2 separate regions of the Mus musculus genome follow, and region 2 is linked to region 1. A link is a loop called in an ENCODE intact Hi-C map of the cell type or tissue named here. Cell type or tissue: heart. All regions are shown on one strand. Each heading gives the region's core, and the rest is flanking DNA. Links, peaks and the distances in the headings are about the cores only.

Evidence for each region. Peaks named below come from ENCODE experiments on the same cell type or tissue, not always from the same donor. Only the 100,000 strongest peaks of a DNase experiment are listed, where the experiment ranks them.
Region 2: it touches region 1 in a loop (2.7-fold over the local background); 1 of 42 quality-filtered maps calls a loop at or near these places.

Annotation. Positions count from the first base shown.
Region 1 is chr10:94,597,640-94,608,506 of GRCm38, reverse strand. Gm32898 (a long non-coding RNA gene) reads left to right here. Exons shown (of 5, transcript XR_001779842.1): 4 at 1-819; 5 at 8,418-8,457. Among named protein-coding and RNA genes, the nearest start is that of Mir7211, 17 kb to the right of the region's middle. In heart, for the core only: a CTCF peak has its summit at 6,743 (motif pointing right); no DNase peak of the experiment used is centred there.
Region 2 is chr10:94,543,577-94,554,443 of GRCm38, reverse strand. All of the region lies in intron 1 of Tmcc3 (transmembrane and coiled coil domains 3), which reads right to left. Among named protein-coding and RNA genes, the nearest start is that of Gm40743, 34 kb to the right of the region's middle. In heart, for the core only: no CTCF peak of the experiment used is centred there; DNase peaks (open chromatin) are centred at 2,882, 3,663 and 4,513; H3K27ac peaks cover 864 bases.

The DNA.
Region 1 (10,867 bases), core at 4,555-8,554:
AGGCCATAAGACACCAGTTAACTAACTGACTCTGGATGCCAAAGTTTTTAAGTTCAGACTCCATTTTAGAGAGCCTGGCCTAAGTTTGAACTCCACTGGTCTCCAAGTTGCCCCCGCAACAAAACCTGGGCCTAGCTTCAGTCTCTAGGCTAATCCCCAACAAGACCAGCGTTTCCAGGTTACACTTTCAACAAGACCAGTATCTCCAGGTTGTTCCCTCAACAAACCTGCATGCCCAGGTTACAAGTCCACTCCTTGCCTAACGATCACCAATGCAGAGGGGAACAGAAGTTAAGTTTATGATATGACTCCCAGCACCAGCCAATTATGTTAAAGGCCACAGGAGCTTTCCAATTTGATGCTTGCACACATCTTCCCTGCTTGTGTTTACTATAAAGCCTTGCCCCGATAGACATTTGGGGCTTCCCCACCACCAGAACTGCCATGCGTGTCGGTAGTGAGCTGAGGGGCCTGAGCTAGCTTGAATAGAGTAAAGACCCTGCTGTAAGTTGCATCCAATCATCTCCTGTCTGTTTTTTGGGGGGGATTACTAATATTTCCCTGGCACAACACCTCCAGGAGAGAAAGAAGGACCCTCGTCCCCGAGCCTCATGCATGGTCTTTATATTTTACTTGTGAGCTAGCATTTAACCATCTATTCTCTGAGTCCTGCTTACATTCTAACTCTCACTCTCAGGGTCAAAGCAGTGCGTACTGGGGAAACTGGACATCTGTTCCCCTTATCCACCCCACAGAGCCCTTCCTCCCTCATCGTTACTCAAAACAAGCAACGAAGCTACAGGGACCTGTGAGAGAAAGGTATTTTTGACTTGGAGGTGTTTGGGGGTGACCATTCTAAAATTCCTCCCGAAAAATTATTGGAAGCACCGATTTATATCACAAAACAAAGATGTTGGGGATGTAGCTTAGTGGTAAGAACTTGCTTAATATGCCCCAGTATAATAATAATAATAATAGCAGTCATAATGATGATGATAATAACAATAACAGTAATAATCCAAAAAAGATAAATGAAGATGGATCTTGTTCAAACAGATGGGCATAATATCAGTTGAACATGTCATAGGGAACAAAAACAAAAATGCTAAATAATTAATAATTTGTCTTTCCCACTAAAATATGTCCCTTGCACTAAAATAGCTGCCTTGAGGTTGACACATCAACATGTCATAGATTTGTTCCGACTGTTTTCTCCTTCATCCCTTCGGTAGCAGATGTTTTGTGATGCAATTAGCCAGGGCTTATGTAGGACAGACATTTCTGTGACCTCATCATGGCACTGGCAGGTGATTGGCAGCACTGATTCAGCTGCTCTATGGGGCTGATAGGCAAGTGGCTTCTGTCGGTCTTCCCACTGCCATCCCCAGAACATGGGTTTTATTATTTTAGCCGTGACAGCTGTTATCTTTCGGTGGCAACGTGGCTAGCATGGTGGCAGGCATTATACTCACACAGGAAGAGGACCAGAACAGACAGGCACTGGTTTGGAACCACTCAAGAGAGAGTGGAAACAGGGCAAACATAGTGTGGCCAAGATGGCGAGTGGCAGTTCTGAGATGTAATTGGGAGGTAGTACTGACTGGGTCTGAGGTGGGCAATGGTGAGGGCTCCAGCTTCCAGTCTGGATAGGTGGAGGTATACGAAAACACCAGAGGTAAGGGGAAAGACTTTGATGTTTTCAGCCTAAGGCTATGCATGGCAGAGATGTTATACAGAAATTAGAAGTATGGAGTTGAGTAACTGCACACCACTTTAATCCCCAAATTCAGTAAGCAGAGGCAGGGGCATCTCTGTGAGTTCCAGGCTGGGAACCAGTCAGCCTGGTCTACACATTGAGTTCCAGGATAGCCGGGGCTACATTGACCCTGGAGAAAAGAGATGAGTGCTAATGATGAATTTATGTTTGGGTATCTGTCACACAGGCTGCTGCCGAATGCAAGGAGAGCTGGTGTAGAAAGCATATGCGGGGGTGGGGGCGGGGGTAGGGTGGGGGCTGGAGGGGCAGCTCACTTTGAAAAGGACGCTTCATGCAAGCAGGAGGACCTGAGTTTGGATCCCCAGAACCCACCCAGAAGCTGGACATGGCATCACACTTCTGTGACCCCAATGCAGGGACAGAGAGCCCTGGAGCCCAGGGGATGGCCAGTCTAGCCCAATTGCCCCAGCTTCAGTGAGGGAACTTGTCTCAAAAATAAAAATAAGTCAGTAAGTACGTGGGAGGCAGAGGCAGACAGATCTCTAAGTTCGAGGCTAGTCTGATCTATGAAGTGAGTTCCAGGACAGCCAGGGCTACATAGAGAAACCCTGTCTCAAAAAAAATCATGATGATGATGATGGTGGTGGTGGTGGTGGTGATGACAAAGATGATGGAGGGAAAGGAGGAGGAGGAGAAGAAGATAAAGATGGAGAATGATATCTAATATTTATCTCTGGCATCTCCTCTCTCTCTCTCTCTCTCTCTCTCTCTCTCTCTCTCTCTCTCTCTCACACACACACACACACACACACACACACACACACACACACACACACTGTAATGGAGTTGAGAGAGTCACAGAACCCTGAAGAGGGATGGAGAGGTAGGAGACCCAGAAAGGAAGCTCCCTGTGAGGGGACAAACAAGATCTCAAGGGGCAAGAAGAAGCCAGCAGCATCAACTGATTTAGAAATCAAAGTACATAGTTTGTGAAACACCGTACCCACTCAAGCAGTGAGGTGACTGATGATCTCATTGGGATCAGTTCATGGGTGGAGACACCATTTTAGTTTATAGTGGCTCGAAGTGTCTTAGGAAATAAGGAAGTGAAAATGTTCTAGAGATGTGTTGCAGGGCGGGGTGCTTATGTGACCCAGCTCTGGTCCAAGGTCACAGGTTGGTTTTGGGGAGGGACTTCCTTCTCTCTCTGTAATAAGTACAGAGAGAGCAGCAGCTGCAATTATGTGTTTGGGTGAGCTAGGATGCACAACCTAGATCTGGGGTGACCATCTCGTAGCCAGGCTGGGCAAACATTGCCATGGCGTGGCCAGGTTGGGAAACACTGCTGCTATGAGGCCAGTGGAGAAAAGGATGGATACAGATGAGCTTGGCCCTCGCCTCAGTGAAATAGGGCTTCACCAGGTCTGAAGGTTCAACGTGGGGAGAAGCACAGATCCCCACGCTTACTCCATGTTGACTCTAAGAGGAACGGCTGTACTGACAACAGCTCACAAGCTGTCCACAGTCAACCTGCTGCTGCTGTCTCTCTCATCCCTGGGAACTCCCCAGGACATAAAACACACCTGGACAAAAACTCTGCCAGATCCATGACTTCATCTTGGGAAACAGGCTGAGATCACTTTTGGTAGTAAACACAGACACAGTTCTTGGAGTTTAAAATGGCCAAGCCTTGAGGGCGTGATGGTCCAAGCTTTCGATCCCAGCATTTTAGAGAGTGAGCAGTGTGAGTTTGAGGCCAACCTGGTCTACAGAGTAGGTTCCAGGCCAACCAGAACCACATAATGGGACTCTGTCTCAATAAAATAAAATAGCCCAAGGTGAATAAAACAAACAAACAAACAAGCAAACAGACAAACCCAGAAAACCCATGGACCTGATATTGCATCTAATCTCCCAACTACCACCAGGTCTATGTCCAGCTCACGGATGAGGTAGAGGGACCAATGGCTGACTTCTCAGCTTGGCAGCATGTTCTTCTCTTCTTGCTTTCCAATTCTTCCCTGATGAGTCTGCTTGGTCGGGGATTTGGGGTGGTAAAGGACAAGCAATGGGCTAACATGGGAACTCCTGTTGCTGGCCTCAGCTTACTAATCTCCACAGACAAAAGAGCTGGCTTCTCACGGTGCCCCTGGGAGACTCCTATTCCACTGTCACTTTAGGAGATTCTTCCTTGCAGTCTTTTGACTGGGTTAAGGTGTTACACATATCCTGGGGGCTCATCCCTAAGCCTCATGGAGATGCCCTGTCCTTTGGCTTCCTGCTACTGGGATCCCCCTACCCTACCCTCATATACCCATTGAGTGTACATCCCAACTCAACCCCCAAGACGTTTCTCCTATGTGGTCCACATCTGTCCAGAAGAAAACACTAGACATTCCAGAGACTGTCCCACACACCTTCTTTCTGCCAGGTCCATGATTGTACAAGTGGCTTGAATTCTCACCTGCTAGTCCAGGGACCCAGACAAAATACTGATTTGGTCCCGACAGGGGTGGGGGTGGGGGGACTAGGGCAGCAGGTGCCAGCCAACTTGGCAGAAATCCAAAGGAAAAACAAATTCAAAAATCTTCTCCTTCTTTCCTGTCTCTTGATTCTTTCTTGATCCCGACGAGAATGAGGGGGTTCTAGGACCGAGCTGAGGGCCTCAGTCACACTGTCTAGACTCAGGTTCAGCACCCTCGTTTAGCCACCCCTTCCCTGAGTATTTCTTAGTGGACAAAGCAAACCACAACTGTTTCAGCCAATTACACACAACTGAAGATGTGTTGACCCGATTTACCAGCCAAGTAAGGTGGCTGACCTGCTTCACTACACTGAACGGCTTCTGGAGCCCCCTTGGCATGGTAAGGCTAAGGTTGCTCATTTATAATAGTAAATATGGCAGTCAGCCAACAACAGACTATATAGATTAAACACATACATGATGGGAAGCAATAAAATCACTTAAAAATGACACCATGGAAGGACCTAAGTATAGAAATAGGCAGAAAGCTTATCAGTTTTAAAACAAAGCAATGCATATAGAAAATAAACAAGACAGATGAAAGTCTAGCCATACAGAGAACATACATAACGCACACGCATAGGAGCTAGCATGGCAGGCACAGGTGTAGTGTCTGAGAATGGGTGGGAGGAAATGTGACCTCTGAACATTTCAACCTCAGCTGCGTAGTCCTCTTGCAGCAGAAGAAACCAGCAGCTTTTCCTAGTACTGCTTTGTGTGCTTTGTTTTGTAGGGAAAGTGACAGTGATGGTTTGCTCTAGGGGAAAGACTGGTTCTTTTCTGGTCTGTATTTCCCAGTGTCTCCTAGTCATTTTCTATGGCTTCTAGGAGAAACATGCATAGAGATCTTGCTTTTCCTGTTCCTATTGCCTTCCTATCCCATCCTGAACCATATAGTTCTAAGTTGGTTAGCAGAGGGGCAGAGCCAGGCATGGGGCTGTGGAGAAAGAGTTGGTAGCCTAGAGTGTAGAGCAGGGCTTGAGGATGGCAGTTAAGCAGTGGGGGGGGGGGGGGGGGGGGAAGAAGTGAGCAAGGAGAAGTGTTTCATGGAATGAAAGAAATGAGAGGTCCTAGGCACATAAAACAGGGCAACCTGCCAAGGGTTTTAGAGGCCCCAGCGGGATGAGGCAGGTGACCCAACACATCAGCAGTCCAGCATGGCATGCGAGTAACCAAACACTGTGTACTCAAGGCAACAGAGGTGAGCTGTTACTTGTATACAGAGGGTTGGTCAGGTGAGTGAGAGCAGACAATTTGACTTCTGAGGTTCTACTTAAAGTTTGTCAACTCTGAATTGGCATGGAAGCAACATGCCTGCGAACTCCATGTTCTGAGCATGGATCTTTTCCTGGTCTCAGGATATGTTAAGGCTGATGTTTGCTAGGTGAGGGATATTAAATGCATTTCAGCTTAGGATATTTTCTATTCAGCGATGGGTTTAATACAATGGAACTCCTCCCATGGAAGCCAGGAAACATCAAAAGTTATCCTTCACTGAAAGTGGAAGCTGGTGGTTTCCTTGTTGGAGGCAAGAGTTTCAAGTCCAGAAAGGAGGGAAGCTGGGATAAATTTAGCCATGCTGGTTGATGTCAGAGGTGTGCACCCTTGATTGCCGACATATAATCAGATGCAGAAATAAGTGTGGGTTTAAGTGCGCATCTGTGTGAAATTATACACAAACAAGTATAGATATTCTCAGTCATTTCCGGCTGCTATGACAAAAACTGCAGGTTATGTTGCTTGAGGGACAGCCATGTATTTCCTAAGCTCTGGAGGCTATGGGGTTAGACCAGGTTGTTAGCTAAGTTGGTCCATGCTGAGGGCCATTGCCTAGTTTGTGGATGCTTGTCTTCTTGCCGTGTTCTTAAATGGTACATACAAAAAGCAAGTTCTAACAGCTGTTCATATTGTTTTTAAGATTTAAAGGATGTTTAAATGTGTGTGTGTGTTTGTGAGTACGGACGCATATGGATATGGATATATGCATGTGTGCACATGCACACTTATAAGTACAGGTGTTGTGAGATCCAGAAGAGACTGGAAAATCTCCTGGCATTAGAATTACAGGCAGTTGTGAGTCATGCAGTATGGGTGCTAGACATTGACGCTGGTTCCTCCGCAAGAGCAGTCTCTGCCCTTAATCCCCAAATAATTTCTCCACCTTCACTTCTCTTCTTATAAGGCTATTCATGGAGATACCACCCCAATGGCCAAACCAACCATTAGTCACCTCCTCCAAGGCCCGGTCTCCAAGTATTCCATATAGTATATTCATTTTAGGGGGCCATGCAGCCCATTAAACGGATACATTTTTATATGTATCATTATACATTAGCACACATGCACACACCCATACAGACACTCCATGCATTCCCCGCTCTGTCTGCTAGGAGGATCTAGGGGTGTTGAGAATAAAGAGAAGACATAGCACCATATATTGTATTTTAAGTATTTTCTCTTTTTTTCTTTTATTTTATGTACCACCATTCAGACACACCAGAAGAGGGCACCAGACCCTATTACAGATGGTTAGGAGCCACTATGTGGTTGCTGGGATTGAACTCAGGACCTCTGGAAGAGCAGTCAGTGCTCTTAACCGCTGAGTCATCTCTCTAGCCCCCAGATATTGTCTTTTAAATACCGTTTCTCACTAAGGAGAATCTGAGATCCCTGCGAGAACATACAACTTAGGTCTAGGGAAAGGGAAGTGCACAAGCGTGGAGTACCTTGTGTCAAAAGTCAAGGTGATGGCTCAGGTGTAATGGCAACATGCCAGAAGGTCACTAAAGACTGTTGAGATGAGTCTGTGAGTCTGCCTCTATGTTGATCCAAATAAGTACATGAATAAACTTAAAGTATGAGGGGATATGCAGGTCCAGAGTCCCTTTTCTAAGGAACTTAGGGTCATGTAAGGTGGAATGGCTGAAGACTAAGGGTCTTCACTGAATGAGCGATGTAAGACCATCAGCAATGGAATAGACAGAAACCGCCTCATCAGAGAGGAAGCGATGAGAATGAGGAGTCACTTCCGCAATTCTGACCAAAGATAGACAACTTGCAGTGAGTCATGAGGAAATATCAGATCGAAGAACCTGATACAAAGGAAAAACTCTTTGAAAATGGATAGTCACAGCCATCAAGGAAAGAGTGGGGAACTGACCAGAGATAAGCGAGGATAGCTGTAACTCTGAGCAGCTTCCTTTTCCTGCAAAGGGTGTTAGGAAAATTTAAAAGGGATCTGGAGTCAGTTGGACATCTACTGTGTGTGTGTGTGTGTGTGTGTGTGTGTGTGTGTGTGAGAGAGAGAGAGAGAGAGAGAGAGAGAGAGAGAGAGAGAGAGAGAGAGAGAGAGAGAGAGAAAGAGAGAGTACAGAGGTCAGAAGAGGATGTTCAGTACCCTGTTCTATCAAATATCCATTTCATTCCTCTGAGACAGGGTCTCTCATGGACTTTGAGCTAGGCTAGCAGGAAGCAGCCTCAGCAATCATGTCTCCACTCCCATGATCCTGGGGTTACAGGTGCACCAAGCCTGTCCTTTTACACAGGTGCTGGGGATTTGAACTCACAGTCCTCATGCTTGCACGACACACACTCTTAGCCACTGAGCCATATCTCTGGGCCACAGAAGATGGTCTTTAGCTTTAAGAATTACACACAGAAGTAATGACTATACTGAGGTAATGAATTGTGCCAGTGTATAATCGCCTATAAATATCAGGTAGAATAACTGATTGGCAACTTACTCTCAAGCAATTGTTTGCATAAAATGAGCCCCCCCACCCCCAGCAGGATTTTTCTACAGATGGAAGGTTGGTTTACAACTTACTTGTCTTTGTTTCTTGACTACAGAAGTGTGCCCGGTGTTTCACTAAGTGGAAAATAGCAGAGGTGACAATGTTTTAGCCACAATCTATTTCAAAATAGATGAGGGAGCAGAATGTTCAGAGCACAAAGAAATGACAAGTGCTTGAGATATATACCATTCCCAATTGGTCATCACACAATGTGTGTGTGTGTGTGTGTGTGTGTGTGTGTGTGTGTATCATCACATCAAATCCCAGAAATGTGTCAGTCAAAAACAAAGTTTGGCAACCAATAACCAGCCCAACTTGAGACCCATCCCATGGGCAAGCATCAATCCCTGGCACTATTAATGATACTCTATTATGCTTGCAGACAGAAGCATGTTGTCCTCTGAGAGGCTCCACCCAGCAGCTGACTCAGACAGATGCAGGCACCCACAGCAAAACAATGGGGACTCTTATGGAAAAACAGGAGGAAGGATTGTGTGACCAGAAGGAGATAGGAAGACCAACAGAGTCAACTAACCTGGACCCTTGGGGTAGTCGGCCATCACTGGAAAGAGAGGCCCATTGGACACACAAACTTTATATGCCCCAGTACAGGGGAACGCCAGGGCCATAAAAGGGGAGTGGGTGGGTAGGGGAGAGGGGGTGGGTGGCTATGGGGGACTTTTGGTATAGCATTGCAAATGTAAATGAGCGAAATACCTAATAAAAAATGGAAAAAAAAAAAAAGAGTCTGAACCACCAACCAAAGAACAGACAGGAGCTGGACCAAGGCCTCCCCACTCATATGTAGAGGATGTATATAGCTTCTTCATGTGGGTCCTGAACATATCCCAAAGCTGTTGCGTGTACATGGGATATGTTCTTCTAGCTGGGTTCTTTGGCCTCAGTGGAAGAGGAAATAGCTAGCTTGTAGAGATTTGAAATGTCAGGATGTAGGCGGGGATACCCAGGGGGCCCCACCTGCTCAGAAAATAAGGGGAGGGGGAGGGATTGTGGGAGGGGGTGACAGTGATATAAAGTGAATACATTAAATAAATAAGTAAATGAATGAATGAATGAATGAATGAATGAATAAATACAATTAAAAAGAAAAAGAAAAAGAAAAAGGCAGAACCTCTGGGCTAGGTTCTGAGGTGTGTCTATTTTCACTGAGATGAGATTCTGGCTATGTTTTACTAGGCCTACTTTATGGCCCCAAATTTCCTCTAATTTGGGGCTGAGAGGAGGATGAGAAGGACCGGTGAGTGGGAGAGTCTGTGTCAGGGGAGTATAGCTGAGGTGGAGGAGTGCATCCCAGGGGGCTACACTGTAGTCAGGACCTTTCTCCCTCTGCACCAGGAGAGGTTTCTGGTTGGAGGCTGAGAAACACAATTCATCCTGGAGATTCCAAAACACCATCGGGTGTGGCAGGTGAAGGAATAGTTCAGGTTGCTCTGAGTCTGGATTTTAACCTGTGGGTCAAGATCCCTTTGGGAGTCAAACGACTCCTTCACAGCGGTCACATGTCAGATATCATGCATATTAGATATTTACGTTATGATTCATAATGGCAAAAAACTTACAGTTGTGGAGTAGCAAAGAAAATAATTTTATGGTTGGGGGGGAGTCACCACATCTCAAGGAACTATATTAAAGGGTCACAGCCTTAGGAAGGCCGAGAGCCACCGCACCAAGTGCTCACAATCTAGGGGAGAAGGAAGCAAGCATTCATGGGAAATTTACTTACATAGTAAATGGTTCATTACATGGATGGAGTGCTACCTACACATCTGGTACCTGTCCAGGTCCTGGGAAAAGCCACAGGTGAGTGAGCCGGGGCTCTGGCCACAAGGAGCTGGCTAGCTATTCCAGAAACAGACATAACACAGTCATTTCCAGGCTAGGGAGAGGGCTCAGCCAATGACGTTCTGGCCATGCAGATGTGCACACACAGACCTGAGTGAGGATCCGAGGTACCCATGTACATTCCAGTTGGCAGTGAAGCCCTTCAGCTGAAAGACGCTAGCAACGCAGCAGCAATGCAGATAGGGAAACCATGCCTGCCACCTCTGGCCTGAGGGATGCACTAGGGATGCACTAGGGGAGAGTTAGGGCACTGCTGAGGGCAGGGGAGAGGTTCAGTGGATTAAGGAATCCAGAGGTGGAGGGTAGACATTATTTCATTAATAAACTTGGTAATGAAGGGGAGGAGAGAAAAGGATTTGAGGGGGGGTTGGTGGGGGAGAAGGAATGGGAGGAGGGAAGGAAGAATAGGAGGAGGGGAAGGAGGAATGGGAGGAGGAGGAATGGGAGGAGGAAGGAGAGGAGGAAGAATGGGAGGAGGGGGAAGAGGAATGGGAGGAGGGGGAAGAGGAATGGGAGGAGGGGGAAGAGGAATGGGAGGAGGGGGAAGAGGAATGGGAGGAGGGGAGGAGGAATAGGAGGAAGACTGGGAGGAGGAATGAGAGGAGTGGGAGGAGAAATGGGAGGAAGGGAAGGAGTGGTGTTGAAATGAACTTCCGGGGGGGGGGGGGGCGTCTCCTTTTTTTTTTTTTTTCAGTTCAGTTCCCCATCTTGCCCCATAGAAATAGTTCCAGTTCAGAAACAGCCCAGCAGTCAGGGGCTCTGTATGGTATGATCTGGAGTGGTTCTGTTTGAAAAAGAGAAAGGGATGCTCCTTTCTGCTTGAAGAGCAGAGTGTGCCAATGGGCACCTGGCTCTGAGTCAGAGGTGAATAACCCCTCTGCAGGATGCTGGCTGCTCCCCCCACCCCAGTCCTGCCCCCACTTCCAGAACACAGACACAGCAGCCTCCCTGCTGGCTCTCCTGCAGCCC
Region 2 (10,867 bases), core at 2,419-6,418, 52 kb after region 1:
AGCGTGGCAGGCTGTACTCCGAAGCCTAGCCATGTAGTACGCTGGACTGCCTAGGCTTGTGTAAGTGTACTTCACGATGTTTGCAAAATGGCAACATCACCTAGTGAAAGATTTCTCAGAACCTGTCTCCTCAAGTCATCTCTGGTATGGTGACACATGGTAGTGTCATACATCCTGGGATGGCTAGAGAGAGAGAGAGAGAGAGAGAGAGAGAGAGAGAGAGAGACTGCTTACATAGAGCTCATATGACTTTTCAGGGGCTGAGCTGCTGTGTTTGTGAGTCCTAGTCTTTAATGTTTTACCTGGACTTTTAAAAATGGTTTCTGTAACAATAACTACAAACAAACAAACAAAACAAAAAGCAATAAAGCCATGTCCTGAAGGTTGGGACCACATTCTCAGAAGCCAAAACAGAAGAGAACTTGGTTCGTTAAAATACACTCTGGTAGCTCTAGGCCTCTGAAACGAAGCAACGCTAGAATCAGATTAAGATAAATTGGAACTGTTTACATCTAAGTTATTCTTAAAATATTAAAAAACGGGCACTTGAACACGCCCACGCCTTCTTAGAGAGATTCAGAAACCCAACTGCCCAGGTAGGAGAATACATTAAAAACGTTCACAATAGCATCGGTCACAGAGCAAGTCACAGGAAAACCACGAAACGACGCGTAGATAATCCAAAGGCCTTGGGCAAAGCGAGTGCATGCCCGCGTGCACACACACACACACACACACACACACACACACAGACACACACACACACACAATCTACACAGATGCATTTGCACAGCGGATGACTTGAACTCGTTGAGTGAGTGTAAACTGAAGCAGATTACGGAACACACCCAGGTACTTGCTAAGCCGAGACTTGAACACCATCAGTTTGAGACCCTAGCCATCTCTCGTAAAATCCTTCCTCCAAAAACCAAAGAAGTAAACAAACAAACAACACTCGCCCCACCCACAAAAATGAGATCATATTCAGAATGAAGCTCACAGAGGTCAGATGCCAGCTCCCCTTAGTATAAACACTTGGGTGGTAAAAACTAATGAGATAGCCTGAGCTAATGATTAACATAAATCTTAACGACAGAGCTGGCATCTTAGGGTTGGGAAGGCTATGAAAGGATACCCCGTAAAGGAAAGAGGTCACAGGTCATGTCTGATAACTGGCATTGGCTCTCAGGCATTCCACTTCCTCTTTCCTTAGGGCCCCATCTCTTCTGCGTACTATGTGATACTTTAGGGCCATTTCTAAAAGTACAAACTATGGAATAAAGTACTAAACTACATGTGTCTGAAGTAAGAGAACAAATGGCATCTTTTCCAATCCCGATGCTCTGTCCCCACCATTTTATTTGAAAGAAGTTTTGGAGACAGGGTCTTCATTATGCAGACCTGATGGCCTAGAGCTCGCTTTGTAAACCAGGCTGGTCTTGAACCCACAGACATCTGCCTGTTTTTGCCTCAGAGTGCAGGAATTAAAGGCATGCTACCAGACACACCCCTTAACATTTAAAAAAATGACAAGGAAAAACTGTTTTCAATGTGTCTCCCATTGTGTGACATAAGGCATTTTCATACATGTATCACTTGCTGAGCATGGTCCCCCACACCTCCTACTTTGTTCCTGGTTTGGCTTCTACTTCTGTGGCATGCATACATACACACACATACATACATGGTTTATATATATCTATATAGAACCTAGGAACTACCAGGAAGGAAGACACATAATAGCAGCCTTTCTAAGATGGGTTTAACTCAATATGATTATCTCCAGCATAACTTAACCTTTGTATACTATTAAAATTTAAATTATGACCTGGATTTAAAGGGCCCTAGGCCACCCCAGCATTTGGTCCTGTCTTTCTGACCCATCATTGTCCTTACTAGGTCACATCCAGGGAAGTGAAGGATACAGTCAGGAGAAAGTCCCTGGCCATGGTGAAGGCTAAGCCCCTGATAGGGGCTGCATAGGTGGAAGGGGTGCCAACATGGATACAGGATCTCCAGAAAGGCCTGTTCTCCAATCAATGGCTTGACAGAATACTTCCTATCTTTGTGCACAGCCTGGCAGGAAGGGGCGGGTGGGGATGGTGACTGAAACTGGTTTACAGGCAGTATGACCTGGGGAGCACTTTCTCTTTCATTCCAACTGGCCCCGTGCACGCCACGCTGCTCTGTTAACTGCCGATCACAATGCTGAGGCTATGGGATACTTTGTTGCTTGCTGGAACAATTAGGCACTCTGGTTTTTCTTCTTAAATAACAGAAAGTTAAAGGTCTGAGATTTAAGGGTTGAGATTTCTAACTGGTTACTTCCTCTCACAACCAGTTATTGTGGTTTCTGAAAACCAGAGAACAGCTTCCAAGAACACACCCTGTCTTTAAAGGCATCCTAGACAAAACTTTGATGAAGAATCAGCTTGGGGGAAAAAAAGACCTCAGTTAAATGTATTGAGCGGTGGTGGCGCACTGAGGAGGCAGAGGCAGGCTCTGTGTTCAAAGTCAGCCTGGGTTACACAAAGAAACCCGGTCTTCAAAAACTAGATAGATAGATAGATAGATAGATAGATAGATAGATAGATAGACTGATAGACTGATAGATTGATAGATATTTAAAGAATGAAAAGAAGATCACTATTTAAATTCTTCCATAATACATGTGCACACACACACACACACACACACACACACACACACACGGTCACATGAATACTGGTTTCCTGTGACCTCATCAGCTCCAGGATAGGATGCACAGGTACAAGATTTTTCACCTCTGCTGAAACCACCACGTCCGTGTCCCATCCACAAGTCCCAGGATGGGTAGAGGAATCCCAATTCAAAGTACGCAGCACTCCCCCTAGACTGCCCCCATCCCCACCCACAGGGTGGCATACGCCACACCCTTCTTGCCTGTGGTAGCTTAAGGTGTCACAGAGGCAGTTATATAGAAGCTCCGGTTTCCAGGGCAAGTGGAATGAGGGATGACCACTGTGGGAAGATGGAATGTTAATGGAGGAAGTTAGATGCCAGCTCAGGACTTGTTAGACCCACAGGCGAGGGGGACCTGGGGAAGAACTGGTCTTTTTAAAATTGGAGCCCCAGCACTCTGCCCTGCCTGGCGTCTGTTGCTCTGCTCTCCTGAACTATTCTTACTGGGGTTGCACTTCCTGGAAGAATGAGCAGTGAAGGAATTTGGCAACTCCCTAGGAATTTTGGAATTTAAATATTTAGAAATCCACTTGGGAAATTAGAGAGGGATTTGCAAAAGAGCACAAAGACAACTTAGTAAAGACAAAAATAATTTGTATTTCTTTCAAGCATCTTGCAGGTTATTAATTACAAAAGGCCTGACAATACCTATGTCCATGCTAGGGCTGAAGCTGGAGAGACAATAAAGAGACTTACCAAACGCCACAGGACAAACCCGAACAACAAAACCGCCGAGGCTCTCTCACCTGTCTGCCCAAGGCAGCCAACTGTGCACAGGCAGGCTGACACTCTTCCCTGTGCCTGCTGGTGGTGACTCACGCTGGACTTTGAAGATCGACACACGCTATCTCTGGATATTCCTGTGCTGGTCTCGGGGGAAACTCCACGCCCTGTACTGTGCCCAGAACAACTGTCAGCAATAATATGGTGTATTCAGCACCCTGCTGTACAAATGGGCTCTTTGTGCTGATGGCTAAGCAAGAGCCTCCCTGTCTCTGCAGGGAGGCCCACCAGGGCAGAGGCCTGCTATCCTGTAACCCTGGGAGTGCAGGACAATTCACATTTAGCCTGGTTGGTGCTCCTGAGTACCTATAGGAAAAGGGCTCGACAGAACAAATCCAGGATGGCGGGGCAAATGCAAAGCAGTAGGATGGGACATACACACACACACACACACACACACACACACACACACACACACACACAAATGCATGCATGCATGCACATACAAGGCACACACACATGCAACATACATACACATGCACTCCAATGCACACATGCGTATCCACATGCACACACATTCACTGGTACATATATACATACACGCACACATGCATACACACATTCACACATAATGCATACATACATGCACATACAAGACACGCACACATGCGACATACACGCATATGCACACACATGCACACAAACACACTCGTACATACATACACACACATGCATACACACACAACCAGCTGTAAAGCAGACACTCAGTGAACAGGGAGGGAAGTGGAAGTGGTTTGCAGGCCACATGCAGGGTCAGGAGACCCTCTCCTCTGTTGATTCTTTCCCAAGACAGATGCTCTGGGTGCCTTGAGTGTCAGGCACAGCTGGAGAGGCAAAGCCCTCTTCTTGTCTAATGGCCACAGAGGAAGAAACAATGACAGTCACTGATAACTGAAAGGACTTGGTACAGAGGGAGCACCAGGGAAGTGCTGCCAAGTGGGAGGGGCTGGCTTTTTTTTTCCTCTAAAGCAGAGAGACAAGTTTGTTTGTCCAAAGTTGCTTTGGGTTAGCACATAGAGAAATGTAAGTTTTGAGAAATATGGTACAAGGAACAGAGACGCCCTAGGGATCAGACCCTGACTGCCCCACTTAAGCTGAGTTCATCTGCCAGGCCCTTGGCAACCTGGAACTGGAGGAGGGATCAGGATGGAAAGAAGGGATTCAAGACTGCATTAGCACAGTAAATCAGAGGCCAGAGCCAATATTAGCATAGCAAATCAGAGGCCAGAGGCTGCATTAGCATAGCAAATCAGAGGCCAGTGGCTGCATTAGCATAGCAAATCAGAGGCCAAAGGTAGTAAAAGCTAGAGAATAGTATCCTAGCTCCAGGTCATCAGAGGACAGAGTGTACATTAGCGAGGCCGAGGCAGCACAGTGCCATCCACACAATAGGCAAGAGATGTGCGGGCTAGGGGACTCAGCTTCAGACACTTCAGAGGTTCCCTGGACACTCAAGCACAGGTGTCATGGTGTTTGCTCTGGACAGCAAGCCCGAAGAACCCTGTACTCTTAAGTACGGGCATGGATTTCAAGGGTCTGGCAGACCTGCTGGAGCCCCAGCTCTGCCTCTTGGTAACTGTGTGACCCTGGGCAAGTAAATTAACCTTTCTGAGACTCTGCTTTTAGCTAAGGAAATTTCTCTTGAGATTTAACAAGCTCTGAAAAGGCCCTAATATCACAGCAGACAGGAGATGGTTCGTATTTTCCTCCTGCCCTTTCGAGATTATATAGCGCTTCGTTTTATAATTTAACACACGCAAGCAGATCACTGGCTTTCTTGCTGTCAGTCACCCGTCCTTAAATCCCTTCTGACCTTCCTTGTATGCACGTATTCTCAAATATTTGAATTGACACAAAGTCATATGAAAAGCTCGGACCAGGATGGTCCAGGGGAACCGGAAGTTTCCTGCCCTTAAGGTTAAATTACGGATGCCAAGATCCCAAAATTGCTGGATGGTTTCAGAGTTATTGCTTTAACTGTTTGGGGGCGGGGAGAAAGGGACAATGGGGTTTAGGAAAAAAAAAGAGAGAATTTTGTCAGTATAATAAAACCTAGCCTGTGCATATCTACACTGTAATGTTTGGGAAGAAGTGTGCCCACTGGAGCTAATATTGTATGGTCTCTCCATCTCAGTTTAAAGCAGGGTCTAAGAAGTGTTAAATAATAAATGCTGCCAAATGGGCCTCACCTCAAACGAAATGTCAAGTCAATAGAATGCTCTATAAAGAAACGCCTGCTTTTTGGAAGGGGTTGGGCTCATCTGCTTATTTTGTCTTAATACTTCAACACTTTTAAAACTATAGATGGCTCCAGACCTGACGTAGGAGGGTCGACTTAAATTTTTTTAAACTTTGTGATAGTATGAAAGTAATGTATGCCCCGTCGAAGCCATGTCTCAGATTTCAGATCTTTCCCTGGGCGAGTAACATGGGGCTTGAAGTGCCCTGGGGATGGCAGGCGATGGCAGAGAGGTGGCACTCCCTCAGCCAAGTCCTCAGAGGAAGGCAAGTAAGCCAGAGTGCTTCTCTGCAGTGGACTGTGTTGCACCACACAGGTCAGACGCATTAAACCCAGTTTTCAATGCAGGGGTTCTTTAAACTCAAGGTTATCGGGATGAAAGCCGATCGTCTCTGTTTGCTAAAACTGTGAAGCTCTACTGTCCACTAGCGGTCCACACACAGTTCCACAAAAAAAAAAAAAAAAAAGGAGGCTCAGGATCTATGACCTCTGTGACCTCAAGCCCTCTGCAAATTCATTTAGCTACCTGCTGCTGGGCTCTTCATCCTCTTCTCCCTCAGAACACTGTAGGCATACTGTACCTGTTTTATTTTTATTTTTATTTTTTTTATTCTTACCAATAGCTCACTTCATTCTTTTTTAGTCAAGGGTCTCTTCTGATGAAGCCCCGGGTTCTGCGTACACAGACAGGCCATGACAGCAGTCAAGCGGTGGGTGGGGTGGGGACAGTCTGCAGGTAAAAGATGCTCCTAGCAAGCTGGCACCAGCTTTGGGAGGACAAAGATTTGTACCTATCCTTGGCCTATAAACACTTTTACTTTAGCAATTTATCTATCGATGGGGGCAGGTGGGGGTGGGCAAGCAAGTGGGGGAGGATGCTGAAGCTGTAACTGGGTAGCTCAGCACTTTTCTAACGCTCCTGAAAAAGGTACAGAGATGTAAAATATAGCATTATAAATCCAAACAAATACAGGGGGGAAGCAAATAATGAGCCACGACGTCCTGGAAAAGACTTGAATAGTGACATCCTGCCTAGGAAGAGGTTGAATAGTGCTCATGTCAACGGAGAAGTGGTCAGTGCGCATGTCAGTGGGAGAAGTGGTCCAAGAATAGCCGGATGGGGCTGGAGAGATGGCTTCTGAGTTCAGTTCCCAGCAACCACATGGTGGCTCATAACCACCTGTAATAGGGATCCAATGCCCTCTTCTGGTGTCTGGAGACAGCGACAATGCACTCACATGAAATAAATAAACCTTTTTGGGCAGAGAGTATGCTGCATAGTGAATATAACTCGATACCCCAGGTCTGGGGGACATAAGGCCAGAACAGAGAGTCTGGTTTTCCCCTGAAGAAATATACATAGTACTCCGGGTTGTGTACTTGGTACTATGGGTTTTATTCTTTCCAATAAGTTTACGCTTAAGAATGCTTTTAGCTTTATTTTATTTTTATTTTACATCTATGGGTGGTTTTGCTTGCATATATGTGCCTGTGCACCACTTGCATGTAGTGCCCATGGAGGCCAGGAGAAGGCATTGGACCCTCTGGATCTGGTGTTACAGATGACGGTGGGTCACCATGTAGGCGCTGGGAACCGAACCAGGTCCTCTGGAAGAGCAAAAAGTGCTCTTAACCTCTGAGCCATCTCTCCAGCCCCCGAACATACACTTTTTACATTAAGCTTGCTAGGAAAAAGATGAGCCTTTTTCACAATTGCTTCTTCAGATAATACACTGAGAACCTCACTTACTGATGTCATTTAACCTTTCTTCCACAGGGAACGCAAAACCTAGCCACAAGCAGAGAGCACAGAGGAGACACACATTGAACCCTGTTTGCTTTAGCAGTTAATGATTTAACCAGTAAACTCAGGTTCTCCAGCGATCCAGCCGGCTGCTCTCTAAGGCCCTGGCTCTGGTTGTGTGCACGTCCATTATCTAAGTGACCCCATGTGGTCATCTCCTTTATGCTACACGTGTGCGCCTGAACTTGAAGTTAGTTGTACTCAGGAGGGCTGGTTGGGGTCTGGTTTCTTATAGCTTTAGTTTTAAATCTTCAAAAGAACATGGGTTTTCCTTGTAAAAATGCTTCATATTAAAAAGAATAACCAGGGCTCTGCGTGACGGGGAATCTTTAGGGCTCAGATCCACTCTTTTCAAACAACCTCCCTAGGTAATTCCGATGTCTCTGCCACTGCCTCCTGCCCACTGGAATTAAGTCCTTAGTGAACACTTCTATCTGAGGGGACAACACTGCAGAGAGCCAAGAGTCTAGGAACGAATGTGTAAGTGTTCAGAGCTACCCTGCCCCGGGATGTGAGCCACTGAGAACGAACAAACCCAACTGGCCTCTCATCACTTCGGCCCCTTCTGGTTCCTTAGAGATGTGGGGGGCAGGCAGGGAAGACAGCTATGTTTGAGCCGAGAAGGGAGCTGGGAAAGTGGGGCCCTGTTTTTGAGCCTGGCCACCATTGCCTAATCCTGATCAATGGGAATCTATACCCGACAGCTTCCCTTCTCCCTCCAGTTTTGATTCCAACTAGTTTGCCATCAGTGAGCCAGGTAAGCGGTATTTCCAGAACAACTACTCATGAGATCACCTGGGGCCTCTAACCCTCCTTGCCCCACCCGAGACAGTGAATCAGAATTTCTAGGAGGTTCCGTGTCCTGGGCTGGAGCCCAGGCTGTAATATTATACACAGGGAAGTCTGAGAAGCATCTGTTCAGGTCGAGCTCATTGTGAAGAACGGAACCAGGGCTGACTGAGTGACATAATTTCCCCAAGGTCTGATTAACTATGGCTCGGGGGCCCAGAACGTGGTGAGCTCATTCTTTGCTCACAGACCAATACTGCCTGCTATGTTTAATCATCAGAGTCCAAGTATCTGCGAAGTTTCTGATTCACCGTGAGGCAGCTGTGGGTACGTGACTAACAAAGTCTGAGTTCCGGATGCAGGTCAGAACGTGCCACCCACCGGCTTAGAGGATGACAGACAGGGTGACCTGTCTGATTTGACCGGCCCCTCGGTTTCTTTCACTTTCAGTATCAGAATGAGGGGAAAGGCCTGACTGATTACCCTTGAGAAAGAAAGCAACAAGAAGGCAGGAGCGCAGGCTGATTCAACCACCTCACCGTTGTTTCCTCAGCTCCTGTTAGCACTTTGAGCCAAACAGCTCTGGTCCTGGCAACTGCCAGCCTCTTGTGGTCGTGGTCGGGAGAGAAAGGATGGCAAGCCCTGCTACAGACGCTCCGCTTGTAGACCAGAATCAGCTTTTCTAACTGAGAAACAAGGAGGAGAAGCACTCTGCTCCGCCCCACCCTCCCAGGACCCAGCTTGGAAAGCTCAGAGCAAGCTTTGACTCAGGGAAAGCTCGAGCTGGTTATAATTGCCTCTAATTGGCCCTCCCACACCATCGCACAGTTTACAGCTGTAATGAGTTCCAAAAAGGGATGCCATATATTCTCCTCCTACCTTAAAAACCAGAATCCTTTCCTGCCTAGGTTCTTCACATAACTGCTTGGATTTTTCCTAATACATCAAAAGATATTAAAAGCAAGATCAGTGAATGAATGAAAAGCAAACATGTAAATGTGTTTTCAAAGAGAGAGCCCTGAACCCTGTGACCTCAGGGGCAACGCTGTGGGCCTCATATTGCTAACGGAGACCAAGGACAGCGAACGAGAAACCGATTGCATTCCAGGGCACACGGCCCTCAGAACACATGCATCTCTTCGGACATCTCCCATGTTCTGATTTTTATCTTTCTTGGCATGCTCGGGCTCTCTTTTAATAAAGTCACAACCTCTGTTGCCATGGAACCCAATCAGACATGAAGCCTGTTACTAGGACTTCCCTGCAGGGCAAGAAAAAAAAAACAAAAAAAACAAAAAACAAACAAAAAAAAAACCCAAAAGACTCCAGTGACAAAAAGACCAACATTTTCTTAAAAATCAAAAACCAAAAAAACCCAAAAATCAAAAATCAAAGCAATGAGCCTTTGGAAAGCGTCTGACACCTTTGTGTCGACTAACACTTAAGTTTCACATAGGATAGTTTGAACTCTTAAGCCAAAGCGTGTCAACATTTTATTCACACAAAAAAAAATTAAGCTGGGACTTTACAAAGATATTTGTTTCCAAATAAATACCTGGCAAAGAGGATAAAACTACAGGATTCTCCCATTTTCCCCGCTTTTAGGTGAGCTTGCTCAAGACTGAATAGCTGTTTGGCAAACACGTGTCAGTCAGCAGCTACCAAATTGCAGTATCCATTTCTACCAGCACTAAGGTTTTTTTTTGCCAAGAGCTCGTTATTTCTCTGCAAAGAGAAGATATCTAAACAACACAATGAATCCTCTGCTCTGCCATTATCTGGGAAAAAAAATATATCTGATGCTAACAACAAAGCTATATATGGAAAGGGAGTTAACGTCAGCTGAGTGTCTGTCCTGAGCCCGGCACTTCGCATCTCACCGTGTGACTGACGGAGTTACTACCACCAAGGTTCCGACAGCCTTGAGTAGCTTGATCAAGCTGCCACGCGACAACTGTGCCTGACTCCCAAAGCTAGAGTTATTCATTCATTCTGCCTAGCTTTTATTCTGGCTCTGGGTGCCAAGCATTTGTTCAGCCACTTGTTCTTGATGAGGGAATTCACAGCTTTGGGCAGCCTGTCTCAGAAGAGGGCATGGATTCTATTTTGGCTTCCAGCTGGCTACAGTGGTAAGATGTTCATATTCTACTATCATACTCACGAAGCAGCAGCTACCCCATGGGAGAACCATGAGTGAATGTCCTGTCCGTTTGCCTAGGATGACACAGGATGTGCATCTGTACTGGACTGTTAATTAAGTTAAGGATATTTTACCTAGTAGCGTGTATAGGGACAACTTTCATGGAAAGAAAAATTTTCTCAGCACAAAATTGCCATGAGATACTACTCAGCAGACAGAAAGAGACAGGGAGCGGTGGGGAGGAGATGGGACACCTACAACCTACGTACACTGGCAGGGATGCTCATGACCAACCACTGGAAAACCCTGACATTCCTCAAAGGGTTAACATAGCATCCCTGTGACACCTAGCAATTCTGCTCATAGTTGTCCCACACGAATACCCAACTTG